3 separate regions of the Homo sapiens genome follow, and regions 2 and 3 are each linked to region 1. The links are chromatin contacts, found by Hi-C or POLR2A ChIA-PET in ENCODE. All regions are on one chromosome and are shown on one strand. Each heading gives the region's core, a stretch centred on a gene start or an enhancer-like site at or near the end of the contact. The rest is flanking DNA. Distances are from core to core; before and after follow the strand shown. Region 1 holds the start of ADAT1 (adenosine deaminase tRNA specific 1). Region 2 holds the start of BCAR1 (BCAR1 scaffold protein, Cas family member). Region 3 overlaps CFDP1 (craniofacial development protein 1).

What was found. A loop is a pair of places that touch in the nucleus more often than their neighbours do. ChIA-PET counts read pairs that join two places held with the same protein, here RNA polymerase II (POLR2A). Pooled maps may share reads with other maps.
Region 2: a pooled map shows a loop between it and region 1 (16-fold over the local background). The contact joins the promoter of BCAR1 here to the promoter of ADAT1 in region 1. A Hi-C loop is called at or near these places in 5 of 50 pooled maps. POLR2A ChIA-PET finds 5 or more read pairs at or near these places in 4 of 52 experiments (BJ, GM12878, H1 and 1 more).
Region 3: a pooled map shows a loop between it and region 1 (5-fold over the local background). The contact joins the enhancer-like site here to the promoter of ADAT1 in region 1. A Hi-C loop is called at or near these places in 5 of 50 pooled maps. POLR2A ChIA-PET finds 5 or more read pairs at or near these places in 3 of 52 experiments (activated CD8-positive, alpha-beta memory T cell, activated T-cell and activated naive CD4-positive, alpha-beta T cell).

The regions. Positions count from the first base shown.
Region 1 is chr16:75,620,645-75,625,255 of GRCh38, forward strand. ADAT1 (adenosine deaminase tRNA specific 1) reads right to left here and starts at 2,637. Exons shown (of 10, transcript NM_001324445.2): 1 at 1,759-2,637; 2 at 1-176. The coding sequence starts at 155. RefSeq lists a silencer at 507-801 and enhancers at 870-1,390, 1,391-1,910, 1,911-2,430, 2,312-2,551, 2,431-2,950.
Region 2 is chr16:75,249,458-75,254,068 of GRCh38, forward strand. BCAR1 (BCAR1 scaffold protein, Cas family member) reads right to left here and starts at 2,167. Exons shown (of 7, transcript NM_014567.5): 1 at 2,014-2,167. The coding sequence starts at 2,025. RefSeq lists silencers at 2,050-2,209, 2,270-2,379 and enhancers at 2,379-2,919, 3,460-4,000, 4,001-4,540, 4,541-4,611.
Region 3 is chr16:75,302,706-75,307,316 of GRCh38, forward strand. It overlaps CFDP1 (craniofacial development protein 1), which reads right to left. Exons shown (of 7, transcript NM_006324.3): 6 at 2,319-2,477. Among named protein-coding and RNA genes, the nearest start is that of BCAR1, 53 kb to the left of the region's middle. RefSeq lists an enhancer at 2,447-3,646. Within about 2 kb of position 2,771, at least 34 of the 41 ENCODE cell types and tissues checked have a DNase peak (open chromatin) inside an H3K27ac peak, as active enhancers do.

The DNA of each region.
Region 1 (4,611 bases), core at 1,387-3,886:
TCAGGGGTGTCGCAGGCCTTGTCAGCTGGAGATTGTATCTTCACCACCGCTGCCAATAATGTCCACTCATGGTTTGGCTCAGGCTTCCCCTTCTTGGGCAGCCTGATCCCATAGTGTTCATAGCATAGCTGAGCAATCTCATCCGCGGTCCACATGGTCTGAGCTGGTATTGAGACCTTGATCAAAAACCACAACCATCAGAAGTACGGAAAGGAGAACCAGTGCACGATGCTACAGCCTCTCATATCCATGCTTCGAGTCTTTCAAATGGAGCAGACCGAGGTTTCCCTATCTGGAACTCTATGGATCATTTTCTTCTACTATCTCCCTGCCCCCTTTTCATCTTTAATGAAAGATCAAAGAAACCCCAAATTCTACCAATCCCCAAAATTATTGTTTCAAGTTTTTCTTAATGTTATATATCTGATACATTTCTAAGGAGTCTGCATCCTCTACTCAACATTAAAGGACACGAGAAGGAAATGTCCTCACTACTCCAGTTTTCACTGGAAACGGCATGTAAAGGGTTGCAGACTCACTTGCTTTGGGCAGACCCTCACTGTATAAGGTTTATCTTTCTGGACAGATGTTCTTATCTGTCTTCTTTTTCCAGGCATTTTATTTTTCTCCTTTCCCCTACAGCAGAGTGTTTCTCTACCGCCCTCTAGTAAATCCCCACTGAAATGTTTCTCAGCAGTTACGTGTTCTCATAGAGCTCTACTTAAGGGTGTGGACTTTGGATTCACCCTTTCTGGGTTCTAATTTTGGCTTTGCCACAAATTAACTGTGATGCTGAATAGACTACTTAACCTTGCTGGGTCTGTTTCCTCATCTGTCAAAATAGTGATAACAATAGTATCTAACCTATTTAGATTATTGTGAAGATTAAATAATACTTAGGGTTACTGTGAGGGTTAAATAAGTAATACTTATAAAAAGCAATTGCTACTATGTTGAGCATAATTAAGGTCAACTGTGATTACTATTACAAAAAATAACATTTGATGATTTTCCTGGTTAATTTGCCTTGAGCTACCTGGTGGTGGGGGTGAAAGGGGGAGGGCTGTAATGGGCATAGAAAGCCATGAATTAAAAAACCATCAAGCAGATCCCTAGGATACTTTGCAGGGAAATCTCTCACTCTTGGCCCTATCAATGCTCACTAGGCACATCCTGATCTCATTTGGACTCAATTATACAAAAAGCTTCCCAGTAGAAGATGAGCTTGTGATAGACATAGCTAAGCACTGTAAAACCAAACTGAAGGCCGGGCGCGGTGGCTCACCTGAGGTCAGGAGTTCGAGGCCAGCCTGGCCAACGTGGTGAAACCCTGTCTCTACTGAAAATACAAAAAAATTAGCCGGGCGTGATGGCGCGTGCCTGTAGTCCCAGCTACTCGGGAGGCTGAGGCAGGAGAATCGCTTGAACCCGGGAGGCGGAGGTCGCAATGAGCCGAGATTGTGCCACTGCACTCCAGGCTGGGTGACAGAGCGAGACTCCCTCTCAAAAAAACAAAAAAGGCTTTCCTGAGCTCCAGTGCATGCAGCTTTTGAAAGATGGTATTGTTATGAATCCCCTGCAGCGCAACGTGCAGGCTCGCTACTGTAGTGAATGCTACTGGTAAATCAGACCACAGTGATTTAAAACAAAAATCTGCAGGAAGTGAGACCCTGTGACTTGAAAGTCAGAGGGCCAGGGCAAGCCTTGTCAAGAAAAGAAAGCATGAGATCCTAGAATCCTCGTTTGGAAGGGACTCACCTCTCATTTCTAGGGAGGCATCACAAGGCAGTATAGTTTATGAAGACCACCTGGCCATCGACCTGAAATTAAACCAGAGGTGCAATTCACAAACCTCGATAGGCAAGGCAGGTAGAAGTTGCCAGAAGAAACAGTGACTCTCTTTAAGATGAAGCAGCCCAGAACGGCATCATCTCACTCAGGTAGTGCGTCTGAATGAGCATGCACAATTGTTTAAATGAATAAATGTTTTGCTACACTGGGTCCATTATAATTCGAGCCTACACCCCCTCCTAGATCTTGAAAACTTGAAGAACTTCTTAGCTGAAAATAACAGCTCAGCTAAACAGGCATTTATTTGCCCACAAGACCGCATCTCTGAACAGTTTCAACAAGCTAAAAAAACTGACGTCCTTTCCAAAGAAAAGGAAGTCGGCTGCCAGGGGAGAAAAGGCTTCAGCGATGCTTGGAGGAAGGGACTCTGGTTTACGCTGGCTCCCTTCCTAAACACTTCCGGAAGCAGAGCCCCTTCCCGGCCGCTGGAGAAGCCTGGGTGGGACCCCGAGTCGGCCAGTTACAGGATAGGAGGTGCCAGGCAAGGCACTGAAGCCATGCAGTGAGAACAGCGTGAGCGCCTGATCCATTGGGTCCTGCGGCTGCCAGGCCAGAGGCCCCGCGCCAGGAGCTCTTCAGGCGCCGGCTGCTGACAGTTCCAGGCGTGGAGCGCCTTCCCACGTGAAACGCGTCCCGGAAGATACGATCCTCACAACCTCTTCCCTCAAAAACAGACTCGGCAAAGTTAGCCCGGATAAACCTGCCCCGTCGCCCCAGCGCCTCGCGGACGCTCCCCTCCCACCTTCAGGAAACGCGCCTAGAAGAAAGCGAGCTTAATCCGCCGGTAAGGCGGACGTGACGTCACAAAGCGCCGGTTCCTTTCGGCTCCCGCTCCCAGAGGCGCGCAGTGCATGCCGGGCCCTGTAGTTTTTCCGGGGAGTCGGTGCCAGGGCCGAGATTCCCGCGCTTCAAGTCCCGCAGCCCTGGCTGCGTCTTAGAGAGGCGTGAAACCGGATGATGGGAGCCGCTTGTTGGCTTAGATATTCCTTCAACTAGAATGACGTATCTTGCAGCACTCGGCTGAATTTTTTTCTTTTTCTTTTTTTTTTTTGAGACGGAGTCTTGCTCTGTTGCTCAGGCTGGAGTGTAGAGGCGCGATCTCGGCTCACTGCAACCTTCGCCTCCCGGTTCAAGCGATTCTCCTGACTATGCTGTATTTCTATCTGTAACATCACTGTCCAATAGATATATAATTCGAACCATATACGTAATTTAAAAATTTCCAGTAGCCTCATTAAAAGTCAAAATAGAAACAATCATATATATTTTATTTAACCCATACATCCCAAATAGTATTATTTCAACATATAATCAAAAAATTTTTTGAGATGGAGTCTCGCTTTGTCGCCCAGGCTGGAAGCGGCGCAATTTCGGCGCACTGCAACCTCCGTCTCCTGGCTTCAAGCGATTCTCCTGCCTCAGCCTCCCAAGTAGCTGGGATTACAGGCGCCCGCCATCACACCCGGCTCATTTTTGTTATTTTTAGTAGAGACGGGGTTTCGCCATGTTACCAGGCTGGTCTCGAACTCCTGACCTCAAGTGATCCGCCCGCCTCAACCTCCCAGAGTGCTGGGATTACAGGCGTGAGTCACGATGCCCGGGGTCGGTCTGTCTGTCTCATATATATATATATATATATTTTTTTTTTTTTTTTTTTTTTTTTTGAGACGGAGTCTCGCTCTGTCACCCAGGCTGGAGTGCAGTGGCGCAATCTCTGCTCACTGCAAGCTCCGCCTCCCAGGTTCACGCCATTCTCCTGCCTCAGCCTCGCGAGTAGCTGGGACTACAGGTGCCTGCCACCACGTCAGGCTAATTTTTGTATTTTTAGTAGATACGGGGTTTCACCATGTTAGCCAGGATGGTCTCGATCTCCTGACCTCGTGATCTGCCCGCCTCGGCCTCCCAAAGTGCTGGATTACAGGCGTGAGCCACCGCACCTGGCTGCCGAGTCTCAATATTTTAAAAAATACTTATGTTCTGTTCTGTTTTTAATGCGAAGTTTAAGAAATCTGGTGTGTGTTACACTTAGAATACATCCCAATTTGGATCAGCCACATTTCAGATGCTGGATAGTCACATGTGGCTACTGGCTACTGTAGTACAGTACTACTACAGTGTAGTGGGCAGAACAGGTCTAAAAACCTTTGGATTGCCGGGAATAAGTAATATAGCTGCCTGGATACTTCAGGGGCCTTTGTCACCCAGTAACTGAATGCTCTATTACTAAAAATGAAAGAATTCATTTTTCTTTGTTACCCCTCAAAAATTTATGCAACTTGCTCAACCCCATCCTTCTCTCTAGTTCAAAGGAAATGGGACATGGCCCTCCTCCAAGGCCAAAGACTTTGCTCCTCATTCCTCTCCAATATCTTTAATCTGCAAGTGACTGCCTCTTCTGTCTTTTAAGAAATATTCCAGTGGGGGTAAGGGGTATCAAAGACCTTCTTCTAGGGTTCTTTATCTCAGGGATTGGTATTACTAGCAATCTAGTTGCGTAACTAAAAAGTGAGTCATGTTCCTTGTTATCTCCCTTCCCTTAATCCCCTTAGTGCAATCCATTACCAAGTCCTGTTGATCTTACTTCCTATCTCTTGAATCCATCCATTTCTCTCCACTTGCATGCCAATACGCTAGTAAAAGCCACTATCGTATTCCTCTTGGATTGCTACACTCATCTCTGAATTTCCACCTTTTCTTGCTTAACTCCAATTCATTTTCCACAGAGCAGCAAGACTAATCTTTTCAAACTGCAAATCTGGT
Region 2 (4,611 bases), core at 917-3,416, 370 kb before region 1:
ACGGAGACCACCCTGCAGCCCTTTATCTGGGGGCCAAGGAAGAGGCTTGCCCAGTGTCTTTGCTGGAGAAACTTCCCTATCACCCAATCCCACTCCCCACACTTCACCTCTGACTCCAAAACTGCCTCCTCTTAGAAGCCCCCCTGGAGCGCACCTCCCCTGCTGGTTGGTTCTAGCTGACCAGTTGGTTTAGCCGGCTGTGGGCTCCTGGGGGCAAGGGAAGGAGTTGTCCAGGCTCAGAAGAAAAGGGTGGTAGGACCTCCTAAAGGGACAGCAGATGCCAGGAGAGGGCCGCAAAGGCACAGCGTTGGAACCAGAGGGTTCCTACCAAGTTGACAACTCCAAAAGAGCATGGTGGTCCCCCAAGGACCAGAGCTCCCCCAATCCCAGACTGGGAATTCGGAGGCCACATGTGGTGCTGCACTGGGGGGCCATGCCAGAAGACGAGGTTCTGGATCCAATTCTGAGGACAACTGACTGTCTCTCTGTACCTCAGTGTCCCCATCTGCACCATCCGTATAATGGGAAAGGGGTTTGAGGAGCTGTCTCAGGGCCCCTCCTGTACAGACAGGAGGCCCTAGTGGCACTGTCCTTATTTCCATCCCTCGCCTAGACCTGGGGCCATGGTACCAGTACACAGTGCTCACCCTCCTGCTCAGACAAACAGTAACGGCCAGAAGCTCCAAGCCTCCTGCCCCAGCCCAAGGTGACTTTCCTGGCAGAACCTGGGACTGCCCTGCCCTGCCCTGCCTCCACCCAGCTCCCGGGCAAGCAGTGCCAGGAGGAAGTGTCAGCAGCTCCTCCCCAAAGCTCTTTTCCCCACAGCCCCGCCACCCCCGTACCTGGGCCCCGATTCTCCAGGCACCCCGACACCTGCTCTCACAGGCCGGCCAGCCCCCACCACCCAACTCTCCACCGAGGGAAAGGAATGGGCACAAGAGGGGGCGTGTCCCGGCCCAGGGCGATGGGAAACATCTCACTAGCAAAGAAGAGATCAACCCATGGTCATTCTGAGAAGGTGACCAAAGCTGCGGCGGGCCCCGGGAGGGGTGTGGGAAAGGAAACCAGGGACTCTCAGGAGGGAACGGGAGCCTTGTGGTAGAAAAGGAGCTGCTGTCCCCGATCTGGAACTCGAAACCCCAACATCTTCCAGGCCGTAAGCCCCTCACCCCGCACCCCTAGGCAAATCTCCGCTTTCCCAACTCCCTCACCTCGGTCCAGCGATCAGCCTCTCGGACCCTCGAGAGGGAGCTCCGACCCTGCTCTAGCTCTTGCGGGTCCCCCAACCATGGACTCCAAAGCCTTCATGTCCACACTGCAGAACCCGGCCCTGGCCCCCTCCCGCGACACTCGCGTGCGGCTAGGACTCCTGTGGCCAGGACCCGGCTTCCACCGGCGCTCGGCGTGCGGGGCTGCAAAGCCCGCGGCGCGCCCGCCCCCACTCCCGCTCCGCTCCCGGAACCCCGCGCCGGCGGCCGGAGTGAATCATTAACTGGAGCCGGGTGCTCCGGCTGCGCAGCCTTCCCCGCTGGCGCCACGCACTTGCCCGCCCGGCCTCGGTCCCCCGGAGCTCCTCCCTCTCCGGGAGCCGGTGGGCAGTCCCCACGCCACACCAGCCGGACCACCCGCCAGAGGCTCAACGGCCCCTCCTCGCAGCCGAGGAAACTGAGGCTCGGAGGCAGGGCGCAGAGGCCCAAGGTGACACAGCAGGCGGCCGTCGGCCGGGGAGCGCGGGCCCCGCCAGCCACTTTCCCGACACAGGAACCCTCCTACCGGCTGGCGGCCCCCGCGCCCGGCCCCGCCAACGCACCCGAGGCGCACAGGCTCCGGAGCCCCCGCGGTTCCTGCCTCCCGGCTTCCCGGCCAGGGCAGAAGGAGATCCCAGGGCCGCGGACCCCGGCCGGCGGTTCCCAGGCCCCGCAGGTCCGGCAGGAAATGCCGCTCGCTTAACCCCTTCCAGCCCGCTGCCGCCTCCAAGCCCGTACGCGGCCCGGCCCCACCTGGCGCCCTCACCAGGTGGTTCATGGTGTCCGGCGGGCCTGGGGCCCCGGCTCTCGCGGGGGCGCACACCGAGCTGCCCGGGCCGCGTGCCCTCGGGGCTCCGAGCGCGCCGCAGCCGCCCCGGTGCCGCCGCGCAGCTGCCGCCTCGGCCACCCAGAGCCGGTCCAGCCGCTCTCCGCCTGCCGCCACGGCCCAGCCGGCCCAGCCCGATCCCAGCATGCCCGGCCGCGCGCGCCCATTGGCCGCCGCCGCTCTCCATGCAAATAAGCCGCCTGTCGGGGGCGCGGGCGCGCAGACAGAAGCCCGCCCAGTAGGGGCCGCCCCCCGCCCCGCCCCCCACCTCCAACCCCGAGGCTCCAGGCCCCTGCCCGAGGCCAGGCTTCCAGCCTAGGGCGCAGGACACCGCTCTCCAACAAATGCACGTCCCCGCCTTCCACCCAGGCGAGAACGCACCGAAGGCCTACGCAAACTCCTCCACTTCTGGGAAGGCTGCCCGGTTTGCCTTCTTCCTCCAGAGCCGAGACATGGCCTCAAGTCGACTTGTCTTTCCCGCTAACCAACCCCAGGGCATTCATCGCGTGTCCATGGGCCGTGGGACTCAAATCTGAATCTAGAGGGAAAGGGGAGGGGGCGTGCCCCAGCCTGTAGGAGACGAATCATCACCACCACAGCTCCGACTGTAGACGGTCCCACCGTGTAAGGACCCCAGGAAATGAAGCCTCAAGCAGGGAGGCTGGCGAGCTCTCGACCCAGCGCTTTTCACGGGCAGCACCTACCTTCCCCTGCATTGTGCCGACATCTGGGGACTCGGGCTGGTCCTCCAGCTGATCTGCCTCCTCTCATTACTCATTCCTAGGTTCAGCCTAAAACCTGGGCCTAGTACCCTCCTGAGTCCTGCTCCAACTCATCTGCTTCAGCGACATGGGGTAGGAGAGCGGCACTGGGGGAATGAGGGAGATAGAAGGAAGAATCACTCGGGGGAAACCGAGTGGAGACAACCTTGGCTCTCCTGAGTTGCCCCTTGCTCGGTTGCAGGTCAGTGACTGTCACCCCATGCAGCAGAACCAGGGTGCCAGAGCCCCTGGGCCAGGCCAGGGAGGCACAATCTGCAGGGAGATGATAGGACCGAGCCTGGTCCAGACCAGACAGGACCCTCAGTCAACAATCCTGGGCCACTGGCTGAGCAATGGGATGCCACGAGGCAGCCCTGGTGGCAGGGAAGCAGCGGGGTAGACCCGGCTTCACGCAGCAGAGAATTCTCAAGCATGGCCTATGGAAGACACAAGCCCAGGTGGGCCTGCAGCTGCCCCTCTGTCTGACCCCCAGGGCTCAGCCTACGCAGCGCCTGGCCAGATGTGCCACCTTGGCAGGCCCTCTCCCCTCTCTGGGCTCCTTTCTCATCTGAAAAGGGGCTAGGACAGCCCATGATTTGCTGCTCAGGTGCTCTGGGGAGCTAGTTAAAAAACAGACTCCTGTGTCCCACCCCTCCCAAAAAACTGGACGTCTGCATTTCTTCAATATTTGGCTTGGGAAGCATTGGCCAGAACTCACAGCACAGCGGGTGAGGAAGGAGCAGTGGGATGAGACAGAGCATGACCCAGAGTCCTCAGGAGGAACAGAACAGCTAGCCAACACCCTGTGCCTCCCCGACACAGCCCGCCTCGCCTCAGAAGAGGAGCCAGCCTTCAGGGAAGCTGCCTGGAGCATCTCCTCCTGCTTGTTCCCAAGAGCTGTGCCGGGCCCCTCCTGCACCCTGACCCTGTCCAGCCACCCACTCCTCAGCCTGGCTGGCACACCAGCTTCCCAGAGAGCAGGTCTGAACCAGCGGGACCCTCAGGAGCCTGAGGTCATCCCTGGGCCTCCACTTCTGTGGGGAGGGGAGACCAGGCCTCATGGGCAGGCAGTGCCCTGCTGGCAGGGCCCCAGGCAGCAGTCTCTGCAGGGACGGGCAAGGACACAAAAGGCCTGGCCCTCAAGGGAGCTGGCCCCTGCTCCATCCTAGTTGGCCAAGGAGGGCGGTGCAGAGAGGAGGTGGATGGCTGGAACCTTGGGGGATGAGACCCTCCTCCCCCAGTAGCTGCATTAGAACAGCACTGGGGGTGGGGCTGCTGGTGTGAGCAGGAGGCAGCAAGGGAAACAGGCTCCGACACAGGCATTTCAAAAATTTGCTCCTTTTCCACTTAAATTCCCTCCCCCAAAAGCCTGTGCCTCCCAGAATGGCATTTCCGCTTTGGAAACAAGGCCCCAGAAGTTAAGCCCCACAGTGTTGATGGGGATGTAGCTGGGGGGTGGGGGAGGAGCACCCACTGGCCAGGCTCTGGCCGGGGTATATGGGGGCAGAACCTCACCCCACCCCCAGTCCAGCCTCCCGGACCTCCGCTGTCAAGGACAGGGATGCAGCCCCACATACCCAGCACAGCCTCTGCGCCCAGCCAGTGCCAGGGGCCCTATGCCCATGCATTTATTTTGTGCACACAGCAATCCTGCAAAACAGGCTCACCGTTAGCCCCAATTTTTTTTTTTTTTGAGATGGGGTTTCACCATATTGGTCAGGCTGGTCTCGAACTCCTGACCTCAAGTGATTCACCCACCTCAGCCTCCCAAAGTGCT
Region 3 (4,611 bases), core at 1,521-4,020, 320 kb before region 1:
GCGAGTTACTGGAGCTGAATCTGAATGGAGAGGTTTGGGGCGCATGTCAGAGCTACCACTCGTGAAGAGACAACACTGCACTTCATCCGGAGTCTTCCCCTGATCACTCTGGCCCCCTCTCCCTGTCCTGTAGCATTCCAGCTTAGGCTGATCTAGAAGTCTGCTAGTTAAACAAGCTCATGAAGCTGTTTAAAATGTTTTTTTTTAGGGCTGGGCGTGGTGGCTCACACCTGTAATCCCAGAACTTTGGGAGGCCGAGGCGGGTGGGCAGATCACCCGAGGTCAGGAGTTTGAGACCAGCCTGCCCAACATGGTGAAATCCCGTCTCTACTAAAAATACAAAAATTAGCTGGGCGTGTAGGCGCGCGCCTGTAATCCCAGCTACTTGGGAGGCTGAGGCAGGAGAATCGCTTGAACCCGGCAGGCAGAGGTTGCAGTGACCCAAGATCACGCCATTGCATTCCAGCCTGCCCAACATGGTGAAACCCCGTCTCTACTAAAAATACAAAAATTAGCTGGGCGTGTAGGCGCGCGCCTGTAATCCCAGCTACTTGGGAGGCTGAGGCAGGAGAATCGCTTGAACCCGGCAGGCAGAGGTTGCAGTGACCCAAGATCACGCCATTGCACTCCAGCCTGGGTGACAGGGTGAGACTCCATCTCTAAATAAATAAATAAATAAATAAATAAATAAATAAATGTATGTATGTATGTATGTATGTATGTTTAGGGAAAAAAAAACCATACTGGTCAGCTTCCAGGTTCATTTAGATAATCTTGAAGCCTAATTTAGAAATATGACCCCCCCCAATAAATCCTTTGTCTATCATTAATAAACTGAATGAGCTGGGTGCAGGGGTGTGCCCCTGTAGTCCTAGCTACATAGGAGGCCGAGGCAGGAGGATCGTTTGAGCCCAAAAGTTTGAGACCAGCCTGGGCAACATAGTGAGACCCTGTCTCTTAAAAAAAACTTGAATGACTTCGACTTAACGCAAGCCTTTATGTGACAGGTGTTCTGTAAAGTGCTTTATGTATATTACATATACGTAAGCAATACATATATTATCTCATGAGATCATCACAACCACATAGTGAGGATGGTATCGTTATCCCAGTTTTATTGGTAAAGGAGCTGAGCCTCAGAGGTGTCCAGTATGCTGGTGGAGAAGAGCTTACTGGTAAGAAGCAGAGCTGCCGAGCAGCCAGGGCTCTCTGGTGGGACACTCAACATTTCCTTTCATGGCTAGGGGTGAGGACTGTTGATTTTGAGCCATGAAGCCACTTCTGTGGTAACTTCCTTAGTGCCTTCTGAGGTCCGTAAGTACTTATGAACACCTTTTCTTTCTTTTCTTTTCCTTTCTCTCTCTCTCTCTCTTTCTTTCTTGATACACAGTCTTGCTCTGTCACCCAGGCTGGAGTGCAGTGGTTCAGTCTTGGCTCACTGCAACCTCCACCTAGTGGGTTCAAGTGATCCTCCTGCCCCAGCCTCCCAAGTAGCTGGGATTACAAGTGTGCACCACTATGCCTGGCTAATTCTTATATTTTTAGTAGGATGGGGTTTTGCCAGGTTGGCTAGGCTGGTCTCGAAATCCTGACCTCAAGTGATCTGCCCGCCTCGGCCTCCGAAAGTGCCAAGATTACAGGTGTGAACCACCATGCCTGGCCACCATTTCTTTCTTGATTTTTTGTTTAATCACCAGTAAGACAAATATGACAAGGAAAGGACCCTTTTTACAACTGAATACGTAGGTTATGAACATTCTCTTTGTATTCCACAGCGAAGAGAAAGAGGTGCAAGTGATGGCCTGGGGTGCTGTCTGAGGGCCTGGCCTATCACACAGGCTATAGCCAAGGGTAAAGCCCCACCCCAGGCCATAATGACACAGACAAAAAAAAATTCACAATAATGCAACATCTAGGCATTCCATTGGCTCAGTTTTTGACGGATCTGAACTAGTTTGGTTTCTCAGAAGGACAAATGATTCAGATAAGGCCAAGGCTGCTACCACAGGCCAGATCCAACCACTAGGCAACTTACAGTTCACTGGAGCTGTAATTCAGCAAATTCAGCTTGGCAGATGTGACTGGCCCCTGAGAGTACTCCTCACATGCCCCGCCTTCCCTCCACCCGCAGTGGCCTTCCCAGTGACAGGCCCTGCCCCACACTGGAACAGAGACTTACTGACAAACCAAAGTGCTCACATTTTTAGTTCCATCATGAAAAGCTCCTGCTTGCTTACAGTGGGCAGTTTGTCTCCAATAAATCATTTGATTTCAGGGTTCTGAGGATTTTCCAAGGCATAAAACCTACTCCTTCTTACCCCTCTTTCCCTCGATTATGGATGGCCAGTTCTTCACCAATCCCCTCTTCCTCCTTGAAGCTCTCCCAGTCCAGTTTGGACTTCTCAAGGGTGCTCATTTTCTGCTTCTTGGCACCAATTTTCCCCAAAAGGCTGCTCATGCCACTTGATCTTTTTAACCTAAGGAAAGAAAATATGAAAGATGTAGCAGGTAAAAACTCTGATCTCTATATTAACAGTTTTTCTGATGCAAATGGGAATCCCCTAGATTGGGGCCATTTATCTTAGTGGAAGCCATGTTCATATTTGGGGCATTTCCTTCCTGGTGTGGAGAGCACTGTAAGTAAACTGGAATTCTAATGTGCTTTTCCTGCTTAACACCACTGTCTGCTCTCCTGAGCTACGAACAGGAAATCCTGCCTTCTTCAGACCTCTGTGGGCTCTGTGTGGCAGGTCTCTGCTTGCAAGGAGGGGAGGAGCAGCGCTTCAGGCAGGGCTTTGGAGTCACATGCCAAGGTCCAACTTCCAGCTTAACTGTGTGACTCTAGGCCAGTTATTTACTGCATGTTCCTTGGTTTCCTAATCTACAAAGCAAATGCTTACTCACAGGCTGTGGTGTATCTTACACGTAAAGGGCTAAAACAGCACTTGGCACAGCGTCAAGGTGCAATAAGCATGAGCCACTCTGAGTCACTGTCATCGTTTAAGCTTAAAGCCCCAGGGGGTTCTTTTAAGAGAAAGAGAACCAGTTCCCAACACTGATGAGTGAAAAGTCACAGTACTGTAAGAGGGTTCTAAAATCAGTTTCCTTTTAACTCCTGTGAGTTGGGCCCTGTTTTTTCCAGGAGGTGGAGAACATTCCTCACTCCGAAAGCTCACACGGGGAATGTACAGCCTGTGCTCCACTTGCTGGTGATGCTATCATGGACAGTGGGAGAAACCCCAGATGCCCAAATTCAAGTCTTGGCAGGTCAAATGTTTCCAGTCATTGTTAAACATATGAAATAAAATAAGAAAAGCAAAATGCAGTTAAGATGGTATGAGGAAAGGTTTGGTCTCTTTATGAAATGAAACGAAATCATCTACCAGCATGTAGGAACTTGGAAGTTATTTTCCGCCTCACGGGGATATGCAAGAAAGTTAAACATTTAAAAACTATGAGCTAATGTCACATGGTCTACTGATAATAATACCTTTACTTGTCTAGAATGTTTGTTCTCCAAGTGCTTTTGTAGCCATGATCTCATCTAACTCTCACTAAGGCCTGTGACACAGGACCCAGTCTCAGAGTTGGAAGGGATCATCTTTGAAATAACCTAGTATCACCCTAACCCATTCTGAAACCCCACGTCCCTGCCGCAAAGCAGCGTGAACGACTACTCACCCCCTCTGCCTGGTGTGAGCCAACAGGCCAACGTCCACACTGAACACCAGACTGCTGGGACTGAACAATGACCCTGAACATTCTCATTCTATTAACTTTAGTAGAGAGGATGTCAACTTCCCTGTTTGGGTCACACCCCAGTACATGCTGAGCTTAAGATCAACTCAGAATGGGCTGGGCAAGCTTCATCATCCTTGTATTAAGTTGGACAAATAAACAAAGTTCAGAGAGGTTAAATGATAAAACAAGGGTCAAAACAATAGACAATGCAGATCCGGGACAAAGGAAGATCTCTCCCAACTCTCAGGGTGGTGCACTGTGCTATCTCGCCTCCAGATGAGAAGTGACTTGAGAGATTTTCTCATTAGTTACTTTACTTCCCAGTTTGCTTAAGAGAACTCCAAATAGCTCTTTATGAGCTTTCAATTCATATCTTCTAAGCACTGTTTTCCAGACAACTCAACCCCTACAATGTCATATGTGCGCGTGATCACACACACACACACACACACACACGCACACACACACACTTTCTTTTTCACCATTTTACCAGGAACGGAGCATGAGTGGGGATATGGAAACTTACTGTGTCTCAAATCTTTTTCCTTCTCATCTTCCTTACTGCTACTGCCCGAATTCTCATTCTTATATCACCTGGATAATTGAACAGCCTCTTTACTGGTCTCCCTGACCTGTTTTTCCCCATCCTCACTCAGTGGCCCTATCCTGGTATCTAGTGACATGCTGTAATTAGACTGAATTTTCCAAAACACAAAGCTTAGCATGTCTTTCTGCTTAAATGTCTCTTCACTGACCCCTTTTTATTTTTATTTATTTTTATTTTTTGAGACGGAGTTTCTCTCTTGTTGCCCAGGCTGGAGTGCAGATGCGTGATCTCGGCTCACTGCAACCTCCGCCTCCCGGGTTCAA